Regions from separate parts of the Mus musculus genome. Here regions 2 and 3 are each linked to region 1. The links are chromatin loops, found by intact Hi-C in ENCODE. Cell type or tissue: heart. All regions are shown on one strand. Region 1 holds the start of Ap3b1 (adaptor-related protein complex 3, beta 1 subunit). Region 2 holds the start of Scamp1 (secretory carrier membrane protein 1). Region 3 holds the start of Arsb (arylsulfatase B).

The links. Hi-C counts contacts between places; a loop is a spot of excess contacts. Peaks named below come from ENCODE experiments on the same cell type or tissue, not always from the same donor. Only the 100,000 strongest peaks of a DNase experiment are listed, where the experiment ranks them.
Region 2: it touches region 1 in a loop (7-fold over the local background); 16 of 42 quality-filtered maps call a loop at or near these places.
Region 3: a loop joins it to region 1, with 5 times the contacts of the local background. A loop is called at or near these places in 3 of 42 quality-filtered maps.

What each region holds. Positions count from the first base shown.
Region 1 is chr13:94,354,217-94,362,216 of GRCm38, reverse strand. Ap3b1 (adaptor-related protein complex 3, beta 1 subunit) reads right to left here and starts at 3,257. Exons shown (of 27, transcript NM_009680.3): 1 at 2,986-3,257. The coding sequence starts at 3,113. It overlaps Gm9776 (predicted gene 9776), which reads left to right and starts at 3,294. Exons shown (of 1, transcript NR_045619.1): 1 at 3,294-5,470. In heart, no CTCF peak of the experiment used is centred here; a DNase peak (open chromatin) is centred at 3,256; H3K4me3 peaks cover 2,329 bases; H3K27ac peaks cover 1,705 bases.
Region 2 is chr13:94,281,920-94,289,919 of GRCm38, reverse strand. Scamp1 (secretory carrier membrane protein 1) reads left to right here and starts at 4,639. Exons shown (of 9, transcript NM_029153.1): 1 at 4,639-4,700. The coding sequence starts at 4,644. It overlaps Gm32089 (a long non-coding RNA gene), which reads left to right. Exons shown (of 4, transcript XR_382757.4): 4 at 1-472. In heart, no CTCF peak of the experiment used is centred here; DNase peaks (open chromatin) are centred at 4,469 and 5,239; H3K4me3 peaks cover 2,436 bases; H3K27ac peaks cover 2,031 bases.
Region 3 is chr13:93,768,997-93,776,996 of GRCm38, reverse strand. Arsb (arylsulfatase B) reads right to left here and starts at 5,318. Exons shown (of 8, transcript NM_009712.3): 1 at 4,905-5,318. The coding sequence starts at 5,219. In heart, a CTCF peak has its summit at 4,780 (motif pointing right); DNase peaks (open chromatin) are centred at 4,806 and 5,286; H3K4me3 peaks cover 1,819 bases; H3K27ac peaks cover 1,706 bases; H3K27me3 peaks cover 490 bases.

The DNA.
Region 1 (8,000 bases):
TGAAATGTGTGTGCAAACGTAAGTGTGCGTGTGAATGTGAAAGGACAGGGGTCGAGAGGAAGGCAGAGAGAAGGGGGAGGGGGACGGGAGGGGAGGGGCAGGTGAGCACAGCAACGCTGTTTGGACTGAAGAGACAGCTCAGTGGTCAAGAGACCAGACTGATCTCCCAGAAGCGATTTCCAGTTTCATTTCCAGCACCATATTAGGCAGCTTACAACTACCTGTTGACACCAGTTCCAGGGAAATCTAATGCCTTCTTCTGGCCTCCGTGGGTACGATACAAACCCACACACCAACACAAGTAAGTAAAAAGTGAAAAACTAAAATAATAATTAGTGATTCTACATAAAAAGAGTGGTTCTCCTTACAAAGGCTGGGGCAAAAAAAAAAACCTGAAATGATCTTAAAGTAAACACAAAAGGAAAAGAAGCTCTTTCAGAGTAACTTTGAAAGTAGAGCAAAGGAACTGGGTGTGATAGGCCACACCTATAAATCCAAGCATGCAAGAGCCTAAGGCAGGGACTGCAAGTTTGAGGCCAGCCTGGGCTACATAGTAAGATCCTATCTCAAAAGACAAACGTTTTTTCTCTTTTTTTTTGTTTGTTTTTTTGTTTGTTTGTTTGTTTGTTTTTCGAGACAGGGTTTCTCTGTATAGCCCTGGCTGTCTTGGAACTCACTTTGTAGACCAGGCTGGCCTAGAACTCAGAAATCCGCCTGCCTCTGCCTCCCGAGTGCTGGGATTAAAGGCATGCGCCACCACGCCCGGCTAAGACAAACGTTTTTAACCGGCGCTCAGGAGAGATTAAGTGGCCACTTCCAGAACAGGAGTCTGCTGCTTCCTACACACTTAGCTCTATCAGGCTGCAGCTCAGTAGCCAGTGTTTCAACTCCTGAAAGCTTCAAGGTCATATAGTAGCTATGCAAGAGCCTAAGGCAGGGACTACAAGTTTGAGGCCAGCCTGGGCTACATAGTAAGATCCTATCTCAAAAGACAAACGTTTTTTCTCTCTCTTTTTTTTTTTTTTTTTTTTTTTTTTTTTCGAGACAGGGTTTCTCTGTATAGCCCTGGCTGTCTTGGAACTTTCAAGTTTTAAACTTTTGGTGAGCTGTATGCATTCCCTAAAAATAGCATTGATTTCAAGTAGTTAATAGCATATGCAAACAAACACATTAAAGAAAGAACAGAGATGATAATGTCTAGCTAGGTTCAAATTCTGACAGCTTTGTGACCTTGGGCAAATTAACCAACTGGACTCCAATTTCCTCACCCATAATGTGGAATCAGAGAAGCACCAGTAACAGCCCACTAAGGACGGAGGACCAGGGATGGAGCTCGGAGGCAGAGCACTTACCTAAGCAAAGCTCCAGCAATGTAGAAACACACTGCAGATGATAATTATGAATACCCATGCACAAGCATTCAATGTTAGCTCCTTGTAACTCAACTCTAACATCAACTGCACTAGAAAGCCATGCATTCTTCCCAAATCAGGCCCAAGCTTTTACATGATCTAAAAGAAAAGGAAAAAACACCTCAGATGCTTACGCGTCAGAAAGGCTGACTAAGTGTACCCCAAGTCACAGGCAAATTCAACAACTGAGACCTTCTACTGAGGGAAATGTGGAGTTACCAAAAACTCCTTGTTGGATCAATCAGTCACACAAATGCACACAAAGACAGAAGACATCTATTATGTTTTACACTTTCATATCCTGAAAATAATGAACACAAAGATAATTAATATGCTTTATACAAGATGTTAATCAATAGAGTCAAATCTTAATCTCAATTTCAGCTACTAGCACCTGGGAGGCAGAGGCAGGAGAATGGCAAGTTCCAGTTTGAGGCCAACCTGAGCTACAGAACAAGATTGTCTCTAACCACCTTCCCCACCAATTATTATTTTAGTTACACCTCTTAATATCCATAAAACTATCAACCAAGTTTCCTTACCTTAAGTGGGTAGAATCTAGTGATAGTCTATTATGTTTTACTATACTGCGTAACAATAAGAGAACAAAAATTTAAAAAGAATGTGTAATGGCATGGTGGTGTGTGCACTGGAGTAGCAGAGGCAGGAGGATTTCTCTGAGTTTCAGGCTAGCCTGCTCTACCTAGTGAGTTCCAGGCCAGCCAAGGTTACACAGTGAGACCCTGTCAGAAAGAAAAGGGAGGGGAACGACAAATAATCTAAGTTGTCATAATTCTGTACATTTATCCACAGCCCATCAACACGCCAAAATGTAAAACCCAAACTAAAACAGAACCCGCTAAGGATGTTTTCAATTCTTGGCGGTATTTGACGCGAACCATAAGTAACTTTTTACAAAAATCAGTATACACGGTTGGTGCTTATTTTTAAAATTCATACTATTTGTAAAGAACTAGAACTGGGTTTGGTTCACAACAACACTCTATTTAAATATTATCTCAGTGCTTCAGTGGGGGCGGGGAAGTACCCTGGTGCAAAGATCATCACATGAAAAACGCCAAAGGTGGTAGAAAAAATAAGTTTGTCATTTATACAAAACCCCCAAACCACCGCTTAGTCCCTACATTATAGGGTCCCAATAAGCAGCAGGCCCACTCCCCACTCCCTTCCCCAAATACCCTCGTCACCTTTAAATAAATGACTTTCTCGAGGTCTGATCCTGTAGACCTCAAATTCACTAGAAGTTCAAAATTCAAACTCCTGTGCGCAGCCCAGATCAACTCAGTCAACGGTTTGGGAAGTGGAACCTCGGCTCACCAACTGGTTTGCTTTTTCCCCCCCACACACACCAAAGTTTGAAGACCACAGGCGCCGCCTTGGGCGTCCCCAGACGTCCCCAACAAGCCCCGCACCCGGCGGGGCCACCCCCACCCACCCACCCACCGACCCACCGCAGCGGGGGCGGCAGGGAGGTTCCCCAGGAACCGAGAGCAGCCCGGGCGGCCGCCTCGCGTCCCGGCAGCGCTCCCGCACCCCGAACCCCGGTCCTCACTTCTTCCAATCGCTGCTGAAGAGGCCGAAGGCGCCCGAGGGAGAGATGGTCGAGGTGGCCTCCTGCCCGAGCTCCGCCGCCTCCCCTCCTCCCGACTGCTCGTTGTAGGCGAAACTGTTGCTAGACATCGCGGGCGGTGCTGGCCAGCAGGCGGGTGCGGGAGAGAGCGTGCGGGGTCCTCTACGGATGGCTGGCGTTCGGAGGACACCGAACCAAACTAGTTCTGGGGCGGAGGGGGCGCGCGCCGGCGCTTCCGGGCTCGTCACTGCTCCGGCTGACCGGGCGGCCCACCCCCTGCGCGTGCGCACTGTGTCCGTGCGGGCCCGCGCCTGCCGCTCCCGGTGCGCTAGATTGTCGCGCTCCGGGTGTTAGGGGCTGCCGGGAAGCTACACTCGGGACCCTTAACAGGAAGCTGGGGTTTTGCACCGGGTCAGCCGGAGAGTCGTGGGCACGTAAAGAACTGGATATGAGGCCCTTGGATGCGTTTTGGTGGAGGAGATCTCAGATCCTCCAGGGTTCGTTGCTTCTCTTCTGCTGTCCACTGATCGCTCCCCGATGGCTCCTGAAACGCGGTGCACAGGTCGGAAGAACTTGGCTTCAGCGGCCACAAGCTCTCAGCCCTCGAGGCTGGCTTCCGCCCCTCTCACAGCCAGAGTGGCCTGACGTTCTAGACGTGAAAGCTCCTCCTTCGGAGGAGGCTTTCAGGATCTGCGCGGAGGCGATCATCCGCCTGCAAGCTTTGCCTAAGTTTTTCCTGGGGCCCGAGGTTCTTACTTGAAGTTCGAGGCTTGCGTCCTGCCCGCAGTCAGCTGCCGCGAGCTAAGCCTGGGCCAGAAGCTGGAGTGCGCTCTCCTCCGAGCGCCGCCTGCTTCCACTCTTGGGCAAGTGGCTTTCCAACAACACCTAAGCAGCAAGATGGGATGGTTTCTGGCTGCAGAACTGCAACCCTTCTGTCCCGGGCAGCTTTCCAAGAGGACCCTCACCAGCCTCCCTGGTGACTACCGTTCCTTCGTTCCTCTTTCCCTACACATGCGGTCCAGAAAGGACTGAATACCTGCAGCCCTGCAGCAAATCACCAAAACCCAAGGGTAGCACCAGGCAAACACCAAGGTCCCACCAAGATTTCTCGACTTGACTGAAAGATTGCGTTGTCTCTCGGAAAACACGCTCCTCCTTAGTGCTAGGAGAGAGAGGAGCAATCAGCCTCCAAACTGACCAAACGTTGGCGGTTAATTAGCTTTTCAATACACCTATCCAGACAGTGTTCGAGCATCGCAAATATGTTTCTTCCCAGTGTTGATGATATTGATAGATTTGTAGAATCTCTCCTACGACTGACTGATCGATGGTGATGATACATAACAAGGTGTTATATGATGCTTAGCTTATACCCCAGACACTATACTAAGTGGTGTGCATGGATAAATTCATTTACTACGGGAAGACACTAGGCTTTGCTTATTTTGTCAAGTAATGACAATGTGAACACATCCTCAGTACAAAATATACCTGAGTATATAATTGTTTTTATTTTGGAATGTAAACGCTTTTACTAGATATTCTAAATTGCTCTCCTACCATTTACGTATGAGAGGGATTTCCTCACATTCTCATAATTTTGTCATAATGTGATATAGATTTTTGTGTTCTAATTAATTTTTATATTCATGTTGATAATGAATATGATTATCTTTCATGTGAGTTTTTTTTTCACATGGACATGTTAATCCAATTTATCTTGAATAGTTCATTTTCTTTTTATTATTATTTTATTAGGTATTTTCTTTTTTTTAAGATTTATTTATTTATTATATGTAAGTACACTGTAGCTGTCTTCAGACACTCCAAAAGAGGGCATCAGATTTCGTTACGGATGGTTGTGAGCCACCACATGGTTGCTGGGATTTGAACTTGGGACCTTTGGAAGAGCAGTCAGCACTCTTAACCACTGAGCCATCTCACCAGCCCAGATATTTTCTTTATTTACATTTCAAATGCTATCCCGAAAGTTCCCTATACCCCCCCAGAGGCCCCCCCCCCCCGTCCTGCTCCCCTACCCACCCACAATAGTTCATTTTCTTATGGAAAGGGTTTATTTTGTTTTTAGAGACAGGGTCTCACTCTGTAGTCCTGCCTGGCTTCGAACTTGCAATCCTCCTGCCTTAACTTTCCAATGTTGTGACTATAGCCACGCACCAGCACACCCCACTTGAAAAGGGCCCATTCTCAAGTTTCATTCTTTAAACAAGCTGCTTTATTTTCATTGGTTGTTTTGTTTTCATACAGACTCATGTAAACAGTTGACCTATACTTTGGAAAGTTGTTGGGGAAGTCTTGGTTTATTTTGTTTACCTTGTCCTTCGATGGTGTGGGGTATCAAGGCTGTATGATTCTCAAGAAACATTACTGAGTACTTATTTTCTTCCTCCTTCCTCGAATATTTTATATAAGATATAAAGCCTGTGTTCCTTAGAAAAACATAAAATTTTCTCTCTGTGTGTCTTAGTTTCTATGGCTTCGATGGAACACCATGACCAAAGCAAGGTGGGAAGGAAAGGGCTGATTTATTTGACTTATGCTTCCATATCACTGTCCATCATTGAAGGAAGTCAGGACAAGAACTCACACAGGAAGCTGGAGGCAGGAGCTGATACAGAGGCCATGGAGGAGTGCTGCTTACTGGCTTGCTCCCCATTGCTTGCTCTGCCTGCTTTCTTATGGAACGTAAGACCACCAGCCAGGCATGGCACCACCCACAAAAAATTAGGCCTACATCAATCACTACTTAAGAAAATGCCCCATACAGCAGCTGTTCTCAACCTGTGGGTCACAAGTCCTGCAGGTGTTGCTTATCAGATATTTACAAATATGATTCATAACAGTAGCAAATTTCAGTTATGAAGTAGTAACAAAATGATTTGATGATCGCGGTGTACTGGCTGGTTTTGTGTGTCAACTTGACACAGCTGGGGTTATCCCAGAGAAGGGAGCTTCAGTTGAGGAAATGCCTCCATGAGATCCAGCTGTAAGGCATTTTCTCAGTTAGTGATCAAGGGGGAAAGGCCCCTTGTGGGTGGGACCATCTGGGGGCTGGTAGTCTTGGTTCTTTAAGAGAGCAGGCTGAGCAAGCCAGGGGAAACAAGCCAGTAAAGAACATCCCTCCATGGCCTCTGCATCCACTCCTGCTTCCTGACCTGCTTAAGTTCTGGTCATGACTTACTTTGGTGATGAACAGCAACATGAAGTGTTGGCTGAATAAACCCTTTCCTCCCCATCTTGTTCTTGGTCATGATCTTTGTGCAGGAATAGAAACCCTGACTAAGACAGCATGCAAACTTTATTTTGCATAAGTTATAAACTTGAAAAAGCAGAAATCTGAATAAACTAACTATTAAGAAAAAAAAAAAAAACTTTAAAAATTCATCAAAAATCTGCCGCCAAATGTCCTAGGCCAGGGGAGAGTTGCAAAGAGGGCTCATCAGCTGACAGTACTTGCTGCATAGTTAAGGGGACCAGAGTTTGTATCCCAGCACCCATATCACAAGCCAAGTGTCCAGCACATGGCTATAGCACTGGTTCTGACCTAGGCAGAGGAAGGAATTGGGGCTTGCTGGTTTCAAACCTTGCTGAGAAAACCAAGCTCCAAGTTGGAAAAAGACCTTACCAAAAGAAACTAGGCAGAAAGTGATAAAGAAGAGCACCCACCTTCTTTTTCTGGGCCAGCCTGGTATACGGAGCAAGCACCACACCTTAAAACAAACACAACAAACAAACAGCCGGCAGTGTTGACACATGTTTTTAATCTCAGCATTCAGGAGGCAGAGGCAGGAGAATCTCTATGAGTTCAAGGCCAGCCTAGATGAGTTCCAGGATTATGTAAGACCACATTTCAAAATTAGATAGATAGATACATAGATAGATCAATAGATAGATAGATAGATAGATAGATAGATAGATAGATAGATAGATAGATATTTGAAGTGACCTTGTTTGAACATTAACTGCTTTAAGTGCTTGCTGGCATAAAGATTTTGCCTCTGTGAGAAAATACTAGCCCAGCTAAGTACAAATAGACGTAGATCCTAAAGTCAGCAGAGAACAAATAGCTATAAATCTTGAGGATGGATAGATAGATAGATAGATAGATAGATAGAAAGATAGAATTAAATAAATTTTGCCTCTATGGTAGAATGTCAGGAATGGTAGTGCACACCTCACCTATAATCTCAGCACTCAGAGACAGTGGTAAGAGAGTAGGAAGTTAGAAGCCAGCTATGTTACATAGTGAGAACGTGGTGATTGATGTTGATTGTCAAGTTGGCAGAACCCAGAGTCGCCTGAGAAGTGAGCTTCCAGGCATGCCTTTGAGGGATTATCTTAACTGCTTTAATTGAGACAGGAAGACTGTGGTTGGTGGTTCCATATCCTGAGTGAGATCCTGAACTATATCACTGGGAGACATCTGAACAGAAATGCTGAGCAATGGCACCCACTGACCACTCTATTTCCTCACTGAGAGTATCACATTACTGTCTTCTTCAAGCCCCTGCTTCCTTGACGTCCCCACTGTAACAGGCTTGTATTCTGGCACTGTGAGTCAAAGTATATCCTCCTCCCTTAAGCTTTTGTTGGGGCATTTTAACACAGCAACAGTGTTGGGGATTGGGTTTATTGCTTCTATTACATTAATTGTGTTGCAAAAAAATTCCTTAGAATTCAACATGTAAGACGCTGGAGGTCCCTGCCTCCAGTTGGTTATAATTGGTAAATAAAGTTGCCTGTGGCTAATAGCTGGTCAGAGACACAGAGACTTTAGTTTTCCCGGGTAAGGAAACCAAGACCTAAAAAGGGAAGTAGACACAATAAAGAAAACCCAAAGTGAGGCAATGCTGGAGATAGAAACCCAAGGAAAGAAATCTGGAACCATGGATGCGAGCATCAGCAACAGAATACAAGAGATGGAAGAGAGAATCTCAGGTGTAGAAGATTCCATAGAGAACATTCCATAGAGAACA
Region 2 (8,000 bases), 72 kb after region 1:
GAAGGAATTTCCAGAATGTCAGCAAAGAAGAGAAGCCCCAGATGAAACTGTGCCTCCTTCCCTCCCTCCCTCCCTCCTTCCCTCCCTCCCTTCCTCCCTCCCTCCGTCTCTCCCTCCCTTCCTCCCTCCTTCTCTCTTTTCTTCTTTCCTGTCTCCCCTCCCTTCTTTCTGCCCACTCTTGGTAGCATTGTGCCAGATGATGGAGAAGACACAATGATGAAAACATACAGTTCTTGCTTTCCAGGTGCTGTGGTCCAGTGGTGGGGGTGCAAAATGAAGATTTGGCTATGGTCAGGACAATAAATATCCTGAAAAGATTTTATGGAATTTGTAGGGGAAAGGAAGAATTAAACGAGGACGCTTCCTGGAGCAGAGATAGTACAGATAAGGAGCTGGACCTAAGATTTGATAAAGTCTATTCTCACTGATGATTGGTTGGCTTTTCTATCTGAAAATGGAAAAAGCAGATTCTTAAAAAAAAAAAAAAAAATTCCGGTATTGTGCCCACCCCTTTAATCCCGGTACTCAGAAGGCAGACAGATCTTTGAGTTGCAAGCCCATCCTGATCTACACAGTGATTCCAGGGCAGCCAGGGCTAAGTAATGAGACCTTATCCCCAAAAGCAAATAAAAGAACTGGAAAGATGGCTCAACTGTTAAGAGCACCTGCTAGAGGACCAGTTTTGTGGGAAAGCCACATGTGCCGTTGCAGGGTGGTGTTGGCTACCGCTGGCCACCACGCATACATAGGCAGTAAAGTTTTTTTGCCAAGATGAGGTTTTGAGAATTAACCAATCAGATGAGAGACATGTTAACCAATCAGATGTGAGACATGCAAATGAGGTGGTAAGCATAACCCATGCATAACCAATCCGGGTGTGAGACACACCTCTCCTAGGCCTATATAAGCAGCACCAGTTCTGGGCTTGGGGTCTCTTTGCCTCTGCAATCAAGCTCTCCCAATAAATGTGTGTAGAAGGATCCTGTTGCAGCATCGTTCTTGCTGGCAAGTCAGGGCGCGCGCGCAAGACAGTTTGGTCCCCAACACCCATATGGCAGCTCACAAACATCTCTAACTCCAGTGCCAGGGGAGCCTTTATGGGCACCAAGCACAAGTTCTTAGTATGGCGTACATATACATACATGCATGCAAGCACTCATACATATAAAACAAACAAACAAACAAATAAACAGCAATCCCAAAGCCAAACAGAAGTGCTTTATATATCATTTTTTAAACAATACCACTCCAGTTCTACACACCTAGTAAAAGTTGGGAATAAGGAGCCAGTGAGATGGCTCAGCAGGTGAATTTGCCTGCCTCGAAGGCTGATAACCTGAATTGAATCCTTGGAATTCATCTGATGGGAAAAGGGGAGCAAGGCCCGAATCGTCCTCTGACTTCCACTTGTGCACGTGCTTCCGGAGAGCAATGGGCGGTGGGGATGGCATACTCTTTCATTCTTTCTCTTATGCCAGGAGGTCTGAGAACAGCTTTCTGGAATATGGGTTCTGGGGATTGGACTCAGGTTGCTAGGCTTGTGTGGCAAGTACCTTTATCTGCTGAGGTGTCTCGATGGCTTCCACAGGCCCTCCTCTTGTATCTGGTAAACTGTGTTATCCACAACATCTAGAACACTGCTTACCTCTCAGTAGGGTTCAGGAAATACTTGTTAAACTGGGTGAGTGGTGCAAGCCAGTGATCCTAGCACTTAGAGGGCTCAGGAACCCAAGCCACCCCTTCCCAAAAGAAAGAAAGGTTAATTGGTGATGGGCTAGCCTTGGAAACTCAGATGGGAAAGGTGCTATGACCCAGGTCACAAATAGCTGAGACCCCAAACCAATTCTGAGTCATTTTTTGGCCTGCCCAATTCAGAAGGTAGAGCCTAGAAAAAGCAGCAGCCTGCTTCCCATCTCCCGATTCACTTCCTCCCCTACTAATGACCAGACTAAAGTGCATCCCTAAATGACTGGACCTGTCCTGATTCGAAAGGGTCAGGGTCTTTCCTGGACCTGTAATGTCTGGTTTCAGAACAACTAATGAATGAGTGAGGCCCTTCACAGACCACGCCACGAGTCTTGCAGTTTTCAAAATAATGCTGGAGAAACAGTTAATGTGGAGGGATTTCCATTAGGCCATGCTTTCAAGCCCCTCCCCCACTCTACCATCACCGTTCAAATAAAAAGTGACAATATTTCTGTGTCATGGTGAAGAAGCCCTAGGCAGTCTCCTTGGCAAGTACACAGCTTACTTAGTAACTTTGCACATGTCCCAGAGAGGAAAACAGGCTGGGGACATGGGTCATACCCTGTTTCTCCAGTGTCAGGACAGCAAGAGCTTAAGAAGGTTGGCAAGACTGAGGGATAGGTGTGGCATTAGAGTGTACGTAATAATGTTGAGAATACAAAGTTGGTAGGAGAAGACAAAACCACCACCACTAAACAAAGTCAAGCCGAATCCATGGATAGTTTCGGTTGTCAGTCTGACACACATAGAACCATTGGGAAGGAGGGGGCTTCATGAGGGATTGCCTGAGTAGTTTGGCCAATGGGCATGCTGCACAGGACTGGCTTGGTTATGTTAATTGATATAGGAAGAGCCAGACCCTCGTGGGCACCATCATTCCTTACATTTGAGTTAATAGCTGCTCCAAGTTCCTGTCTTGATGTACTGAAACAATAGACAACTTGAAATGTGAGCCGAATAGACCTCCTTTCTGTTGGGATTGCTTTCTGCCAGGGTATTTTAATGCCAGTACTAGGAAACAAAATCATAACAGCCCATAGTTATGTTTTGAACCTGTTTTAGGAATTTATACACAATAACATTTATATAAAGACCTTTTTAAAAATGAAGATGCAGGGTCCCTATTTGGGAACCCTAATGCAAACTCTTGGGGCTAGGAGACGCACAGGCCTGGGTGTCTGCCCAGGAACTCCGTGGGGTTGGAGCAGTGAGTGCATCTTTAGCTTAAAAAAAAAGAGAGAGCGAGAGAGAGTACAGTTGGAAATTTCCACCAGGCATTGCATGCTCAGCTGATCTCTATGGGCTTGGAACACAGAAGTTAAGTATAATAGTCTGAATACTTGAGTCATCTGGGGGATCCTTGGAAGGATTGAGAGCCCAAACAATGGGAATCAGCTGGATAAGGTCAGGTTCAGGAGAGATGAGACAACCCACAGAACAAGGGGCAGGGTAGGTACCCTCGCTGTTTGCACACGTTCAGCCAATATTTACCTGGATTTAAAGACATGCGGGGCACGTTTTACGCAGTTTTTCATACTTATTCTTTAGCCTCTAACACTCAGAGAGGTTAGCACAGGAGCACAAAGTAACTTTTGTAGTTGAGCTTGGATTTCAACAGGTGCTGAACCCTGAGTCAGAACCAGGTACAGGCAGCTGCCGAGGATCTGGGAGCAGAGCCCCCAATCTTAGATTCTTTCCACCTTGTGGTGATCACTGTTGGATGCCTACTTCCTAATTAGTTGGCTGCCTTAGAAGCAGCTGCTTTGTCATCCCAACCTGGATTCTACCAGACTACAGCACGTTGTGCGTGGGTGGGTGGGTGCGCTTTCACATTGGGGAAAGTTATTATTGCCTAGGTGACTTTGCCTAGCGCAAGGCCCTCAAAAAGCTATGGATAATTAAATCTGGGTTTTTCCAGTTCTTAGGTCCCTGCCAAATAAAAATAATTCTGGGTTCACCCAAGTGCCCTTCTGTTAAAAGTGGAAGGAAGGATAGAGTTGAGAAAGCCATGTCCTCTCAACAAGTTCCGGGTGGTGCAATGACTGATATGTCATTTACTGTAGTTTTCAATAATCATTCCCGGCACTTGGAAGAAAAAAGGCAAATATTAGGAGGTGTGTATTCTGCATCCAAATGCCTGAAAATAAACGTCAACAATTTCTCTTCCATTATCAGTAACTTGAGGGTCTGGGTCGATAGACTCTGCCACCTACTCGGCCGTCCCACGTGCCCCCACCCCCCATTATTTATGAGTGGGGAGGGAGGATGGGAGACAGAGGCTGCCCCCCCCCCCTCCCCGCAGTGAATGTTGCCTTTTCTTGGAGCAACTCCGGATCCTCAGCGCGAAGCCGCTTTCCGTGACTTCGCAGTAACCTGGGATCGGAGGACCGGCTGGGTTTCCCAGGTTGGGGTGTGTCGGGCAGCGATGTTTTAAGTTGCTTTAGGGTTCCTATCCTCTCTGGGGTCTGGAATCTTTGGTGTCTGCGGCGGATGTTTTCGCACCTCAGCTACTCGCTCTCCAAGTCTTGTCTCCCCCACCTGCCACGTGGGACCTGCGCGCACCGTCCTCCCCTACACAGGCCACCACCCCTTCCCCAAGCCGCACTAGGTGGGTCCACGGCCCGGGGCTTGGAACCTGCCCTCCGCCTGCGCTCGCCCTTCGGTCGGAGGCAGAGCCCGGAGCGCAGATCCAGGCGGGAAGGGACGGCCGGATGGCTGGGCGCCGCGGGCCTCCGCCGCACCGGGCATGCTCAGTGGCACGGCCGGCTCGGTGGCCCGCGAGCTGCACCCGGATCTGTGCGGCGGCGGCGGCGACGTGAGCGCGCAGGGGGGCGGCGGCCTCGCCTCGTCTGTGTCTCGGCGCCGGGCTCGGGTGGGTGACGCGCAGTGCCGGGGCAATGTCGGATTTTGACAGCAACCCGTTTGCGGATCCGGATCTCAACAACCCGTTCAAGGTGAGCGCCCGGCCGCGGCCCTGGCCCGCGTTGGGCGTCGCGGTGGCCGTGGAGGCCCTGTCGGGAGGGTCTCGGGACGCAGCGTCACCACTGGCCGCGCCACCAGCCAGGAGGCTCGCACCGGGCCGCGGACCGGCCGGACCGGGAGCCGGGTCCGGAGCGGAGCGGGGCATGTGTGGCCGCCACTAGTCCGGTCGGCACGGCGGGCCGCGGGGCGGGGGCCGGGAGGCCGGGGCGCCCGGGCTGGGGTTGTCATGGGGACCTGGCACCGGCGCTGCGTGCCGGTGACGGCCAAGGTGTGCGGGAGAGAGGCGCGGATACACGGACGCTGCGATAAAAGGATAAAGGGGTGTTTTTTATTATCAAAACTCGGTTGCTCCCAGAGCCACCAGTGGCGCTGCCAGAGGCCCCCTTCCCCACCGGGCCCAGTTTAGGGGAACGGGCATCAAACAGAAGTTAAAAATAAATAAACATCTGGAAACAATAGTGCACACGGGCATCTCCCCACCTAGCTGCTGTTAGGGAGGTGGACCCTGGGCCATTTTCCAAGCTGGGAGTGCGTCACCGGGGATCCGAGCTGTTTGAGGATTCCGTTCCTCACGTGAGTGAGCTCTTTCCTTCATGGAGTGGACCTGATCGGATCCCAAGCCTCAGAAGGGCTTGGCATAGAAATAAATGCCTAGGCAGGCCATTTAAATGTTAGGCATCTGCTCTAAAATTTAATGCCGCGTCCGAGAACTTTGCCTTGAAAAGTACTTTGGTTTTCTTAAAGACTGTGAGGCATAGCAAGGCAATTTCTTCCAACTGTTGGCTTGGTTAGTTCTTTCTTAATTGCTCTGACTGTGTGCAGCTCAAACTTTAATTTGTAGTCTCAAAGGTGAAGTAGGAACTAATTTGTGGGCACCCAAGTGCTGCTTCTGGCCTGTTGGGTTTACCTCTTTTTAGTCCTTTTGTGGCTTACCTGCAATATTGAAGCAAAAGGCACCCCTGTTCTGATGGTTTTAACCTCATGTCTTCATGAAGGATTCTTTTAATGAAGTTATCCCCCTTATACCTGACAGCTGGACTCATTTTGCAAAACTACAGAGAAAGCTGTTATGGTTGAGTTGACTGTAACTTTCAACACCTGGTCCTCCCGATCTATTCATTTGCTTTTTTGTTTTGGTTTTCATTGTTGTTTTGAGACAGGGTCTCACTAGGTAGTGTACCTGGCTTTGGAACTTTCTTTCCTTCTACCTCAGCCTGCCAAACTCTGTAATTGCAGATAAAAGGCTCAGGTACACTTTAAAGGGCGGTCCATGCTCCCTCAACCCCCTGAAGTTTTTGTTTCATTTACTATTGGACTCACTTCCATGTAGTGAAAATTGGATTATTCTGATATTATGGATATCCAAAAGAAACATTTCATAATTTGTCAAGTGAGTGTCATTTAAAAATAATTAGAGATGAAACATTAAGAGCCCATTAGTCTCTCCTAACTTAGATAATTCAGTGATGCTGTTTTTAAGCATCTAACCACAAGGCTGTTGGTTTTATATCTGGACATCCAGTTCACAGTTCCTTTCATATTAGTCTCTTGTTAGGGCAAGATCCTAGCTTCTTATCACAAATTGATATTTTGTAATATGTGATCTTACCATGACACCTCCCGTTTCTGCTGGGCATAAGGTTGCTGTGATAATTCTAAACACATATAGGTTTTAAGTATTAATCATGGAAGAAAATGATTAACATTTTCTGTTTCTGTAAGGAGATGCATTCAGGACAGTGATTATCCAAGTCCATAGAATGTTCTAAAGTCTGGATAATTTGTGTCTAAGGAGGTTTGGCTGAGTATTTGTACCGTGGTTCTCCACTTGTAGTGACTGTCACACCACAGACAGTGTCCCTGGCTTTATCTTTGCATTTGTAACTAGTTACCCTTCTGTCTCTCAAAGGAACCTTTATATCTACAGGAGGTTGTTTTCCTTCTGCTTCATTTTGGGTAGAAGTGACTTTTGAAATACTATTTCTTTTTCATGCCCTTGTTTACAAAGTTCCCAGGACTCTTACTGTTACTTTCTGGTCGATTTTCTTTTTAAATCTTGGTGTTGACATTTTGTTATCCATGCTCCATAGTTCATTCCTCCTTGGTGTTGGTTTGTGTATTTGTTTTTTGAGACTCTTGTAACAAAAGCTGGCCTTGAACTCCTGATCATTGGATTAGCGGCCTTCGTCAGCACACCTCAGGCCTCTGGGATGTTGTTTTCACCCGGCACTGTTGTGTTAGGAAACTTTTGTAAGCATCTTTATTTGAGCCCTGAAAATCATTCAGAATTGAATCTCCTAAGATGATCTAAGGCTTACTTGATTTTATTGCTTTGCTGCCTTCAGTTCCTGTGTCTTCTTTGAGCACCTGTTTTACCCCAGTGACTGTGGTAGGCCCAGTGAATGGCTTTATGACATTTCAGGGTCTTTTATTATGCATGAGGAAGTTGAAAGAACTAAAAAATCTATGGTAATTCAAAACAATATTAAATTTTGTGAAATTTATTTAAAAAAAACAACATTGTTTTTGAATTGTTAAAATGTGACTTTAAAGCCAGAAAAGGGATGTGCATAGAAATGCATGCCTAATCCCAGCACTCCGGATGTGGAGGCAGGAGGATTACCAAGTTTGAAGCCAGCATGGTTAATGTAGTGAGTTGTAGGCCTGCCAGAGCTAACATGGAGAGACCCTGTCTCCCAAAGTAGAATAAAATAAAAGTTTTTTTTTTTTTTGCATACTCAATGTGTAGCTTGGGAACAGTTGCTATATGTGCCTTACTCGGTTCAGTTTCCACGTAACCAACAGATATTGGAGCAGCATTCCTAATTTGGTGGATACTAGTCTAATTCAGAGGTCAGGCATGTCTGCAGGGTGAAAGCAGAGGCTAATATAGAGACTTCTGTAGTTGAGCAAAAGTTAAATGAGTAAGGGTAGAGGGAAGGACGCTTTTTCAGAGGGCGACATTAATAAGGGGCAAAGATATCTTTAGGCTTTCTAATATGTTTTTCTGACTTAATGTAATTGAATTAGATAAATAATGGAAGTAACATTTAAGACACCAGGAGAATCAGAATTGAGAGCTTGGCTACATCATGAGATATATTTGGTTAGGTCTGTGGATAGCGAGATGGCTTCTGTGTTTGGTGTTAGACTGTATGGTGGTCAGGTACCTAGTCCATTGTTGGTAGTTCCTTATAAGGTTGTTTGTTTTTAAAAATGTCTTACTGTGTGTGTATGTGAGAGAGAGAGAGAGAGAGTGTGTGTGTGTGTGT
Region 3 (8,000 bases), 590 kb after region 1:
AGATTTTACTGGAACAGGGACAAAGTATCAGGGACTACACTACAGACAAAACTAAAAACCCCCTCTTACCAGATTTAGGTTTTTACACCATATATGTTTCCTACTTAAAAATAAAGCATATAGACAGGTTTTAAAGATAATAAAGGTCACAGGGAGAACACTAGAATTCAGTGAGAGACTGAATTCTGTCTAGTTTTTGTATTTACCATTAACCAGGAGATGAGGATATGGCTCAGTGGTTAAGAGTACTGACTGTTCTTCCAGAGGTCCTGAGTTCAAATTCCAGCAACCACATGGTGGCTCACAACCATCTGTAATGAGATCTGATGCCCTCTTCTGGTATATCTAAAGACAGCTACAGTGAACTCACATACATTAAATAAATAATTCTTTAAAAGAGAGACAGACAGACAGACAGACAGAGACAGAGACAGAGAGAGAGAGCAGCACAGAAAAAGGAGGCAGTTTTACAGGGACAGTTATAGAGAGACAAGTTGAAGAAAGGACATGCTAGACACAGGTAAAGACAGAACGAGCCAGAGAATGAGAAGGAGCCAGAAGATTAGAACACATTGCCTGAGTTAGTTTGAGGTCAAGCAGAGCAATTCAAGAGAAGCTGAGGGAAGCCAGAGGCCAGGTTATGTGTGAAGAGGAGTTTGGAACCAGAACAACCGAGTTGAATCGGGCATCCAGGACTCAGAAAGAACAAGAAAGGGTGAGCTTGCTTTTCCAGCAGTAACTCTTGAGAGGCTGAAAACATTCTAGACCCCGGTAAGATTGTACAGAGGCTAGAAGCTTCCAGAACTGCGTCTAGGTTTGCTGAGGCAGTAAGCTTCGGAGACAACAGTTACCTCAGGCAAATAAAAGTTACTTTGACAGATGTTCTCTAAACATTAGTGTGACTGACATCCTAGTTTTAATTCTATTGCTGTGATGACAAATGCTCTGACTTAAAGAAGTAACTTCGAGGAGAAAGGGCTATTTTAGGTTGAAATTCCAAGTTACAGTCCATCTGGAGAGGAAAGTCAAGGCAGGCACTTAAGATAACCAATCAAACACACACATCACACTCACAATCGAGCGCTTGAAAGAGATGAACGCATGCTTCCAAGCCAGCTCAGTTTCTCCATCTCCCCAGCCCAGGATCCAGACTCAGGGAATGTGGCCAGTGCAGTGGCTGTTGTGAACAATCAGGACAACTGCCCACAAGGTTACTGATATAGGCATCTCTCACTGAGACTGGCTTCCCAAGGGACTATCAAGTTGACAATTAGAACCAACCGTCACAACTGCCAAGGTCACAGACAGGACTCTCGACTAGTTCTTATAAGTATCTAACTTTGAAATAGTTAACAAAATGTTCATTTTCTTGTACTGAGTGATTCTTTCAGAAATAAGATTCATTTCCCATTTTGCACTTAACATGGGCAATTTTTGATTCACTTTTCAGATAGAGATATTTAAGAGTAGCTAAAAGGTTAAACATTATAAAGATATTATTAAGTATGAAGGTACACTGCTGATGTTTTTAACACTTCTAAGGAGGAAACAAGATATAGTTGCTATAAATACTGATTCTGAGCACATTGCCTGGTTCATAAGCAATCCATCACTTCTTAGCCCTGTGGCCTTGGGCACATTTCTTCTGTGTGAATGGTAAATGTGGCTGTGTGTGTAAATGTGGGTGAAGGTATGTACATGCACAGCACCCATTGTGGAAGCCAGAGGACAACCTAAGGTGTCAGCCCTCGGGCACCTTTCACTTGTTTGTTTTAAGACAGGCTCTCCCATTGGTCTGAACTCTACCATATATATATATAGAGAGAGAGAGAGCAGTCTAGCTGGCCGATGACCTTCCAAGGACCCACCTCCTATTTTGCCAGTACTGTGATTAGACATGTGGCACCAGCCTGATGTTTTCTGTGGTTTCTAGAGATCTGAAGTCAAGACCTCATGCTGGTAAGGCAAGTGTTTTGCCACCCAAGTCCTTTCCTCCCAACATATCTACCTTCTTCCAGCCTCAGCTTACACGACCCTGTTATAAAGCAGTGCTAATAACATAGCTTTTAAAACTGTCAAACCACTGCTCTTTAGTATAAATATAACATCATAACAGGAGAACTAGAAGTCAGGGGCTGGAGAGATGGCTCAGTGGTTAAAAGAACCGACTGCTCTTCCGGAGGTCCTGAGTTCAAATCCCAACAACCACATGGTGGCTCACAACCATCTGTAATGGGATCCAATGCCTTCTTCTAGTGTTTGAAGACTGCTACAGTGTACTCATAAACAAAAAAAATAAATAATTCTTTAAAAAAAAACACTAGAAGCCAGTTTCAAAGAACAACACCGATATTACAAAGAAAAATATTTGGATATTTCAGAACTATCTCCACTACTAAGTCACTATGACTCCAAGAAACATAAAGAGGTTGCTATGGGAGAAAATACTTGATTATTTGGAAGACCCAAAATATGGTGTATTTGGCTTTTCAAGCCAGGGTCTCTCTGTGTGTGGCTTTGGCTGTCTTGGAACTCTGTAGAGCAGGCTGACCTTGAACTCACAGATGCTCCTGCTTCTGCCTCCCGAGTGCTACCACTGCCCAGCCCAAATATTTTCTTTCAGCTCTTACAATGATTTTAAACATGAGACTGCCGTCAGTTTCAAATTACTTAAGTATAAAAACCATTCTGTTTTAATTAGCTTTTGAAGCACAATAGAAAGGTACTGAGAATGTACCAACATGTGGTATTTGAAAGCAACGATCGTTGGTAGACTCCAGTAAAAGTATATCACTAAGCAAAGTAATCCTTAATAGGATCTTGTGATGTCCGCAACAGATTGTGTTTGAGTCAGCTCCTCTGAGACGCCTCAGATGGCTTTGAAGTACACAACTTCTCTTTTTCCTTTAACTATTAACCACAGCTTTACTTCCAATACTCAGGTATTTTCAAGCATTTGGCAGATGTAGCACATTAGGGGTTAAAGCAATCAATCCTGTAAGTGAGGCATGACATGCAGGAATTGTTTTTCTCTCCATGTCTGTTAGGAGGATGTTGCATAAATAAACAGACCCTCCATTATTTTGCAACGTGAGTCCAGTTCTTGATCTTCAGAGCAAATGCAGAACCACCTCACCCTACTTCTGAGGAGCAGTGGTGTGGAGACTCCCACTGTGTGCTGGGAGATACTCGCTCTGGCCTGGGGACTAGCTGATTAAACACAGCAGCCTGCTGGATTCCCTGGGATGCCCTTATTGCTAGTGGGAGAGCAAACCACGCTTTAGCTCCACAGTAAACTCTGCCTACAGATATTTCTGAGTCCCTCGGAAAAATATTACCTTCTCTCTTCAGTCTTTGAATCACTGCTGGAACCATTTTTAGAACATGAGGTTTGATCCGAGAGGTTCTGTAGACACATATGTAGGAGGGCAGTAAGCTCAAAATGCTTGCTGAATAAACACTTATAACCCATTACACAGTGGAGTGCATCACACTTATATTTACTGCTAACGCGTGTTTCCTTGAGTATCTGCTATCTGACATCTTTGGCTGACTTGTATCGAGAGCCATACTAACACCATGTTGTCTAAATCTCTGTATGAAGAAAGGCCAGAAGACTGTGACTGTGTGTGTAGGATAGAAAGAAAGAAAGAAAGAAAGAAAGAAAGAAAGAAAGAAAGAAAGGAAGGAAGGAAGGAAGGAAGGAAGGAAGGAAGGAAGGAAGGAAGGAAGGAAGGAAGGGGAGAAAGGGAAGAAAGGACAGAGACAGAGAATATCAGTAACCACTAAAAGTTATTAAATTTAATTTGATCATAATCACATCAGGATTTTAAAAACCCACCAAACTTGGATTGAGGGGAGCCTAATTTCATAGGTCTGAGACGAGTAGGTGCAGGAAACTAAGGATTGCAATTTATAGCCGTGTGACTCCCCCGCTGACATCCAATTTAGGCAAGCTATCTCCTCGCCTGTAAAGGGCGTTCAAGATAACTACCTCATAAAGTGGTTTTTAAAAACGTTTCAGTACAATAAAAACACTACAAGATACGTTCTTACTGTTCCCAGTCATTTAACATACACATACTCTGTGGGGGACATACTCTCTAAAGGGGCAGTGAAGAGACTCATGTGGGCTGGATTCACCCTCAAAGGTAGAAGAAATATCAGCACCCTTATTTTCATTGTAGGGGTACGGAGAACCTGGAAATGACTTCCATTGTTAGCCATGCACAGCGGAGGATCTGAGCGTGGGTGCTGGAATTTCCACGTTGTTGACATATGCATAGTTATAGGCAAGGGGGTAACTTAGTAAAGGAAAGATATAGGAGCCTGGGGTGCACCTTATCTCACCTGTGGCCTGACTCCCAGGTACAACAGGGGCTGAGAGAAAGCTTAAGATCTTTCACATACCCCACCCCCACGCTCATTCACTGAAGGCTTTTCGGGTGATGCGTCCCTTGTCAACAATCCCAAGTCTTTTTAGTGTTTCTAAATTAATCTCTGAAACTCCCATCTACATGGCTTCCTATCCTCCTGGCTCAAGTAGGTCACTCCTGATCTATGACACACCGCGTCAGTCACTAGGGTCCGTCCCAGTGCAGCCTCTCACTTTAATGGCCCTCTGGAGCTCCTTGGGCCTCCCTTTTCTTCTCCATCCTTTCTCCTCAGGACCTCGTCTATCCTTCTCTTTGGGGGTTCACAGACACAGCACCTCGAGATCCCAGAAACCCCGCTCTCCTCTGACCTAGAGAAAACGAAAGCCACTCCTGCCTTCGGCCACCAGGAGGAAGTCAGGCATGCGCAGTGGCCCTAGGCAGCAGCCTGGGGAAGCCAGGGTTGTCGAGCGCGGTCCGACTGAGCTGGCGGGCTCGCGGGGTCACGCGGGGCTGGAGGCCGCCTAGTACCTGATAGCGGCCGGTGAGCAGCTGGCTCCGCGAGGGCGTGCACAGCGGCTGCACGTAGTAGTTGTCCAGGACCACGCCGCCGGCCGCCAGCGCATCCAGGTGCGGCGTGCGGATGACCGAGCCGTGAAAACCCAAGTCGTTCCAGCCCAGGTCGTCCGCCAGCACGAAGACCACATGCGGAGGCTGGGTAGCTCCGGAGGCCCGGGCCGGCGACAGCAGCAGCAGCAGCAGCTGCAGCAGCAGCAGCAAGAGTGGCAGCTGCGGCCCGGGACCTCCAGGCCGGCTCCTGCCAGTGCACGGGCTAAGCTTGCCCATCCTTAGCAGCCTGCAGAGCCCGTGCTGCGGGCACCCCCGACAGAATCGGGAACTGAGCGGCCGGGCTCCCCAGCAAGATTTCATCCACCTGGGCGGGCCGCGGGCTGGGGAGGGCCGGCGTCCACGGCCTCCGCCTCCCGCGGGGGCCGGGGGAGGAGCCGCACAGAGCGCGCGGGCGAACTCAGCCGGTCCTTCCAAGGCCCAGAGGCCCGTTCTTTATTTTAGCCATGAACTCGAGAGCCACAAGTTCCAAAGCTGTTTCACAACCTTTATCTGATTAAATCTAGCCGCAAACTTGACAGCTAAGCACTATAGTTAGCGCTCCTTTTATCCCCAGAAGAAACCCTGTAATGGTTTGGACCATTACAGATGAGAGAAGAGAGGTGGTGCAGATGGTGTTTCAGATTCCTTTGTGCAGTGTGTACCCATGAAGCCACTTCCTTCCCATCATCAGTGGGCCAAACACATTCATTCTGTCTGCCCAGAATCTAAAATGAAATGGTGAAGTTTCATTTCAAGACATTCGGGGTATGCCCACCTAAGACTGTCTACTTGCTTACTCAATGTCTAGAGATGAGTGATAACTGTTAGGTGGAGAGAGAAAAAATGTGCGCTGCCTGAAGGACACACCCTCTCTGGCTGAGGCCGAGTCCGTGGGAGTTACTTTACAGCTTTAGAAGCTCTGGATGAATGATACCCTTGAAAAGTAATTATTGCTGATGTACTCAACTGACTTCCATGCGGTTGGCTGATGGGCGTTTGTGGTATTGTTCCTTATAACCAATTTTAATTTCTTATCGGTTTCTCACTAATAAATTAGATGAAATCACATGATGTATTCATTTCTGCATTTGTGATTTGTGTGAGAGTAAAAAAATTCTTTTGTGTGTGTGTGTGGTTTTTTTTTTTTTTTTTTTTTGAGACAGGGTTTCTCTGTGTAGCCCTGGCTGTCCTGGAACTCACTTTGTAAACCAGGCTAGCCTTGAACCCAGAAATCCGCCTGCCTCTGCCTCCCGAGTGCTGGGACTAAAGGTGTGTGCCACCACGCCCGGCCAAAATTTTCCTTTTTAAAAAAAGATTATCCTTGAATATATGTTTCCCTCTTAACATACATAAGAGTTTTCTTTGAAGTAGATAACTACTACTTATCCTTAGTAAAATATAGCCAGAAAGTTTTAAATTTTGGCATTTTTAAACCCAAAAACAATATCTTAGAAGAGTTGTTTGTTCGCTTTTGTGTTGGGGATAGTGTGGTCTCTGCATATTCTTCTACTCCATAATTGTTTTCTATAGTCCTCTCCTTTTTGTTTTTAAGCAGGTGCTTACTATGTACCCCAGGATAGCTCCTCCAGCTCTCTGTCCTCCTGCCTCTTCATCTCCCACTGACAGAACTGGGATTACAGTCCCAGGCCAAGGTCCAGGTTTTCCCTGCCCTTGATAAGCATCAAACAGCCTCCAGTAATACTGCTCCTGGAACTAAGCACCCACCAAAATCCCCGTGCCCTGCATTTCAACTGAGCATGTCAGCTGGGGGTGCCCTGGCAATGTGCAGGTGGGAAAAGTCTGATTTTCATCTGTATACTGAAGACCTATGGCATGCATACTGTGCGTGGTTCTTTTAAAAATCTCTCTACTGGTGTTCCTTTGGTGTTTCCTTTGGATTTCACTCAGGCAACAGCTTCGTACAAGAGTACAGGAAGGTGATGTGGGGTGATGCCTGGTACCTCAGACAGAGAGGAACAGTGTTGGTTTGCTCTTTTGTGGGACCCCTGTGTTACTGGCATCAGGTCTCCACTGCAGAGTTACCATCTCCCCCTTGTAATTACTAAGTAGTACTCAAACTTTTGCTTATTGGCTTTCATTTCTTGTGTGAATAGATTATAATTAGGATGGCTACCAATAGTGACCTTTTAGCGTCCTTTCTATGAGTTTCTGAGTTTCTTATGTATTTAGTTCATTGTGAACTCTTGGATTCTTGCTTTGATCAATATGCCATAATCCTTTAACATAATTGCACCCCCCCCAACACACATACACACACACACACACACACACACACACACACACACACACACACACACACACTTGAACAGGCTGAGTGACACTGCTTTATTAGAACACGGAGGGGCCCTACCTTTTCAAAGGGATGGAGACTGAGTGCATTTACCAGGGCTAGGAGACACACATGTACACACACATGCACACGTACTTGCACACGTACATGCACAGTGCAACCAGGAAGTTATAGCTAATTGGTTTAGTTTGATTGGGAGCAAGTGGGTTGTTCTCAGCATCTGGGCATACCGTTTCTCTCGGTGGCTCTGAAATGGTCGGGTAGAGCTAAGTCACTCTTTATGGCTTGGGGCTTTTGCCCGGTACAGCCTGGCCCAATGTCTCATGACACCAATATATCCCAACCCTAGAAGGGAAAAAAGAAAAAGAGGGAGACATCATGGTTTTAGGGAGGCTGCTTCTGGCTGAACTCAACATTGGCAGGGGCAGGTTGAGGGAGCTTCCAGATGGGATAAGACCTGGTAGTTTTCTGCTGTGAAGAATTCAGTGACCTTCCAGGATGTGAAAGTTGTAAGTCTTTGTTGGAAAGGCTTAGTGAGACGGCTGAAAGGCAGGGACCAAGGAGTAGGGTTAACATGATCATAAGGATTTAGGGTTAACATGATCATAAGGATTTATTGTTAACATGATCATAAGGATTTAGGGTTAACATGATCGTGCTGATTGGGCCTGCCAAGGGGTCAATCCACAGCTCCCAAGCAGTCAGGT